2 separate regions of the Homo sapiens genome follow, and region 2 is linked to region 1. The links are chromatin loops, found by intact Hi-C in ENCODE. Cell type or tissue: adrenal gland. All regions are shown on one strand. Each heading gives the region's core, and the rest is flanking DNA. Links, peaks and the distances in the headings are about the cores only.

What was found. A loop is a pair of places that touch in the nucleus more often than their neighbours do. Peaks named below come from ENCODE experiments on the same cell type or tissue, not always from the same donor. Only the 100,000 strongest peaks of a DNase experiment are listed, where the experiment ranks them.
Region 2: it touches region 1 in a loop (3-fold over the local background); 50 of 110 quality-filtered maps call a loop at or near these places.

The regions. Positions count from the first base shown.
Region 1 is chr19:54,386,586-54,389,494 of GRCh38, reverse strand. No RefSeq gene overlaps it. Among named protein-coding and RNA genes, the nearest start is that of LAIR1, 23 kb to the right of the region's middle. In adrenal gland, for the core only: no CTCF peak of the experiment used is centred there; a DNase peak (open chromatin) is centred at 1,323; H3K4me3 peaks cover 845 bases; H3K27ac peaks cover 1,316 bases; H3K27me3 peaks cover 1,186 bases.
Region 2 is chr19:54,323,837-54,326,745 of GRCh38, reverse strand. No RefSeq gene overlaps it. Among named protein-coding and RNA genes, the nearest start is that of LILRA5, 12 kb to the right of the region's middle. RefSeq lists a silencer at 1,275-1,569. In adrenal gland, for the core only: a CTCF peak has its summit at 1,465 (motif pointing left); no DNase peak of the experiment used is centred there; H3K27me3 peaks cover 523 bases.

The DNA.
Region 1 (2,909 bases), core at 104-2,603:
CCCAGGCTGGAGTGCAGTGGCACGATCTCGGCTCACTGCAACCTCCACCTCGCGGGTTCAAGGAATTCTCCTGCCTTAGCCTCCCGAGTAGCTGGGACTACAGGCGCCAGCCACCACGCCCGGCTAATTTTTGTATTTTTAGTAGGGACAGGGTTTCACCTTGTTGGTAAGGCTGGTCTCGAACTCACCTCAGGTGATCCACCTGCCTCGGCCTTCCGAAGTGCTGGGATGACAGGCGTGAGCCACCGCGCCCGGCCCAAAAGTGTTTTATAAGGGTTGTTGGGATGACATTGTTAATTTCTACAATGTGCTCCAGTCTGAAGGACTGCAGACTGTGGATGGGGAGCTCAAGTTCAAAGGCCACCTTCTTCCCTTCCTAGCGGAGGATCTTTGGGCAAGCTGCTTAACTTTGCTGTGACGCTGTTTCTGCGTTGGTAAGAGGAGTAGCAATAGTATCCAACGTGAGTGTTTTAGGGGTCGTGAGATGAGTCAGTGCATGCCCAGTGCTTTGAACTGTATCTTGACAAAGCGAGAGCTTCATAGCCACTGTTATTGTGGTATCTCGTCTTTGAGCCACCACCTTTCCATCTGTAAAACAGACTTGGGGTGCTCCATCTCTCCAGTCTTGAAAGGTTCTTTGCAGTAGTTTGCAGTGTAGCAGGTCGTGCTGGGGCCCGAGAGGACTCCAAAGCAGTTCTTGTCCTGGAAAGTCTCAGCTTCCGGGGGCGCTGAGACGCCAGCTGCTGTTATGGCAGCTGAGTCCTGTACGGCACAGAGACACGGGACTGAACGTGAAGGCTGGAGAAGGGGGAGAAACTTGGAGGAGGGAAACTTGCTGCAGAGAAAATTTGGAAAGGTGGGGAGAGAGGAAGGCGTTGCCCGGGGGCACTGGGAGTCTGGGGAAGCCGTGGCATCCAGGTGGAGACGTTCAACAGGCAGCGAGAGTTTCGCCCGCAAGCAGGGAGGAGGGAGCTCACTTTTGTTTCTGAACCGGGGAGGCCGGGTTCTGTGCTGGGAGTTTACTCTGCACGGCTGCAGTTACTGCTGCACGGGAGTTACTGCTGCACGGGAGTTACTGCTGCACGGCTTTACTCCTCCCAGAGCCAGCGTCCTCGTCTATATATAAAACAGAGGTGAACATAGGAACCCTCTACAGGATCCTCGTGGGGATTAAATGAGGCTCGCAGATGGAAGCTGTTGCCTGCTGCGGAGCCTCTTCCTGCAGACGCAGATGTGGGTGTGGATAACACAGATCTGGGCGCAGATCTGCAGGGGCAGGTGCATCCGCCCCTCCCTGCGAGGATGGGAGCCCAGCCTTGCGCCGTGACTCCCAGGAGGGGAGGTTTTCTTCTAGGTACGGAGGCTCTTCTAGGGCTGGACACAGGCATCAGCCCGCAAGTTGCTGCTACTTAGGATGAGAGCAATGTGGGAACTGGCGCCCACAATCGACTTCTGTGAAGAAAAAAACAGGAACTTGAACTTGGGTGAAAAGTTGAGCGTCGTGGAATGCCTGGGAAAATAATTTTTAAAAAATTTAATACAGATAAAGGCAGAATAGCCACTACACACACCCTAGGTGCTGAGGCTCACGGGGCACACCTATGGGAGTCTCCCGGACCCCCAAACCTATAGAAGCTCTCTGCAGACACTTGCAATTACAAAAAAAAAAAAACCTTACTCTATCGAGGAATAATTGACATATAAAAAGCAGTATGTATTTAACATATACGACTTGATGAGTTTGGAGATGAGTATGCCCTGTGTGTCAACACCACAGTTTACGACATAAACCCATCCACCACCTCTCACAGGTTCCTCCCGTCTATTTGTATATTATTATTGTTTGATACTATTTTTATGGCCACATATCAATTTGTGATGATAAGAGCACTTAACAAAAGATCTATCTTCTCAGCAAATGTGTAAGCACACAATACTGTATTGTTACCTGCTGGCACTACACCGCACAGGAGGCTCTGAGACCTCCTCATCTTGCATGACTGAAACTCTAGGGAGAAAATCTGAAGGGGTCAGTCACAGAAGGAGGTCTTGACACCTTATCTGTTTCCACCTAAGCCTGTACTCCCAGCTCCTCATAGGTGGCCATTTTATTTTATCTTCTTAAACAAAAATAATTTTGTTTTTCCTAGTTACGACTGACACATGCTTAATGTAAAAAAATTCGGCCAGCACGGTGGCTCACCCCTATAATCCCAGCACTTTGGGAGGCTGAGGTGGGCAGATCGCCTGAGGTCGGGAGTTTGAGACCAGCCTGACCAACATGGGGAAACCCTGTCTCTACTAAAAATACAAAATTAGCTGGGCGTGGTGGCGTATGCCTCTAATCCCAGCTACTCAGGAGGCTGAGGCAGGAGAATCACTTGAACCCGGCAGGCGGAGGTGGTGGCGAGCCGAGATTGCACCATTGCACTCCAGCCTGGGCAACAAGAGTGAAACTCCATCTCAAAAAAAAAAAAAAATTCACCCAGGCATGGTGGCTCACACCTGTAATCCAAGCATTTTGGGAGACAGAGGCAGGCGGATCGCTTGAGCCCAGGAGTTAGATACAAAATACAAAAATTAGCCGGGTGTGCGTGGCACGCTTCTGAAGTCCCAGCTACTCGGGAGGCTGAGTTGGGAGGTTGACCTGAGCCCTGCGAGGTTGAGAGTGCAGTGAGCTACGATCGCGTCCTGCACTTCAGCCTGGGTGACAAGAGCAGGACCCTTTCTTTAAAAAAAAAAAGTCCAGGGACCAGGCGCGGTGGCTCATGCCTGTAATCCCAGCATTTTGGGAGGCCAAGGCTGGTGGATCACAAGGTCAGGAGATTGAGACCATCCCGGTCAACACGGTGAAACCCCATCTCTACTAAAAATACAAAAAATTAGCCTGGCGTGGTGGCGGGCGCCTG
Region 2 (2,909 bases), core at 189-2,688, 63 kb after region 1:
CCTGGCTAACACGGTGAAACCCCGTCTCTACTAAAAATACAAAAAATTAGCCGGGCACGGTGGTGGGTGCCTGTAGTCCCAGCTACTCGGGAGGCTGAGGCAGGAGAATGGCACGAACCTGGGAGGCGAAGCTTGCAGTGAGCTGAGATCACGCCACTGCACTCCAGCCTGGGCGACAGAGCGAGACTCCGTCTCAAAAAAAAAAAAAAGAACTTGACATCAAACATGGGTGAGGGTCACTACTTCGGAGAGTCTTGGGCCAGAGATTGACAATCTGGGCTCAAGTAGAAGACAGGTCCCCATGGACAGAACTGAGAGGCAATTGTGGCATGGGCTCCAGACACCAAGCACTGGCGTTGGACACCTCTCTTTGACAGAACCGAGGGGGAAAAGTTGTAGCCTGAGAGGCATGGATTTTACCCAGGAGGCAAGATCTGTGGCCTGGGGTAGTTGAGTGGTCTGACATCAAACCGCATGTGATTTGACGGTCTGAAATTGCTTCCAGCATTGGGCCACAGGGAGGAGCTCTGCTGGGTTGGGAGCATTAGATTAAAGTGAGTCCCACTGTCATTTTCTAGGCTTGGAACCCAACGTGCCCCTCTGGGGAACTCTGCTGTAACTTTGGCATAATAGTCATTGCCCTACTCAGTGCTTGAGTGTCTCTCCAGGGACCTGAGAACCACACATGTAGCCTCTGTGGGGACGGAGCCTGTGCCTAGCATTGGGCCTGAGTACAGGCTTGCCTGGACCAGCCACACTTACCTTCATTTCCCTGCGTTGGAGGCAGAGTACTGATCAAGACCACTGAGTTTTCCACAACCCAACCCATCACTTAGGATACCTGAATGCTTCTGGTTAACAAAGGTCAAGCATAAAGCCCACTGCCAGCGCTACAACTGGCTCTCACCAGCAATTGCCACCTACTGGCCTGGAGGTCAAACCATACAGCACATTACAACGTCTCCTGAAACAAGTGACAGTGATTGGGGAAGAGACAAGTTTCACACAAACTCTGCCACCACCATTGCCCACGCCACCCCAGCTACACCTCTCCTTTGCAGAACCGCTTGAGGAAAGGCTAAACCTTTCTGCAAAGGAGAGGTGTCTAATTCCAGTGCTCGGGGTCTGGAGCCCATGCCACACTTGCCCCTCAGTTCTGTCTGTGGGGACCTGTCCCCTACTTGAGACCAGATTGCCAAGGAGGAGGCCTTAAGTTAACTTGCCTGCTCTGTCACCTACCTGAGCCTGGGAAGGTTGAGGCTGCAGTGATCCAAGATCGTGCCACTGCACTCCACCCTGGGTGACAAAGTGAGACCCTGTCTCAAAAAACAAAAACAAAAAAACTGCTCTGACCTTTTCAAAAGTATCAAGGTCAAGAACAAAGATAAACAAAGGCACCACGCAGTGGAGTAAGAGCCTGTCTATTGCCTATTGCTCTCAAGCGCCATCTACTGGATTACAGCCACACTACAACACCAAAAATCACTTTACTAAATTCTACCGCCTGGAAAACCAAGAGCAAGAATTCAGCAAAGACCCTGTACAGAGCCTTAGTCCCCTGAAAACTTCCAGAAATAAAGCCAACAGACTATACTCAATTTATACCCTTGCAATGAAAGGAATAGCAACCCTCCCAGATGAGAAAAAAAATCAGGGAAATAACTCCTATTATCTCCAAACCAGTCCACGAGCTCCCCAGAAATTGTTCTTAATCAGTATGAATTGTCTGAAATGACAAACGTAGAATTTGGAATCTGGATGGCAAGGAAGGTCATTCAAATCAAGAGCAAAGTTGAAATTCAATCCAAGGAAGCCAAGCAATCCAGTAAAATGATTAATGACATGAACGATTAAATTTTAAGAAACACCCAAACTGAACTTCTCGAGCTGAAAAATTCATGACACGAATTTCATAATACGATGAGAAGCATTAACAGCAGAATAGACCAAGCTGAGGAAAAGAATTTCAAAGCTTGAAGACTTGTTTGAATCAAATCAGTCAAATATAAGGAAAAAATATTTTTAAAAGTGAACAAAATCTCTGAGAAATATGATATTATCTAAAGACACCAAATGTATGACTTGTCAGCATTCCTGAAAGGGGAAGAGAGAATAAGCAACTTGGAAAATATATTTGAGGATATAGTCCATGAATATTTTCCTAAACTCGCTAGAGAGTTTGACACACAAATCCAAGAAACATAGAGACGCCCAGCCAGATAACGGTCTAGATTTGAGGGTATGGTGAAAAAGATGCTTAGAAAATGTCAGAAGTGAGACACAATGGCTCATTTGCTTGTGTCTTGCATTCTCCACCTTGCAATTCTGTACTGATGGCTGTACTATCAGCAGGATCCACTCGTTATTATATTCACTATCAACCTTCAGCCTAAGGGTTTTGGCAGCCATTGATGTTTATTGCTTGTATACTCAACGCACAGGTTATCCAAGCTTTGCAGGGTTAACTATTATTATGCAAAAACTCTACAGCTATTCTTAGGCAAAAACATTACTATAGCTATTACTATACTTATTATTATGTAGAAACATTCTACAGAAAAGAATGTTTCCTGTGTAACACTTCAGATAAACAAAAGAGATCTTGCTTCTTGCCTTCATTTCCACGTTTTTGATGTGGAGATTTTGTTCTTTTCCCATTCCTCATATTTGAGGGGTTTTTTGTTTTTTAATTTTGTTTTTAACAGTAGTAAACTGATAGGCTTTGAACATATTCATTAGTTTTAATACACTACCTATATTATTTGATTCTATAAATATTCCACATTTTGCCATTGGGAACTTTTCATGATAGACTTTATGTTCAGGTAACATGAATCTGATGGTATGTGGTGATGTCTTTGCTTTCTTGCATGATAAGAAGTTCTGACTTCATCTCCTGTATTTTCTCT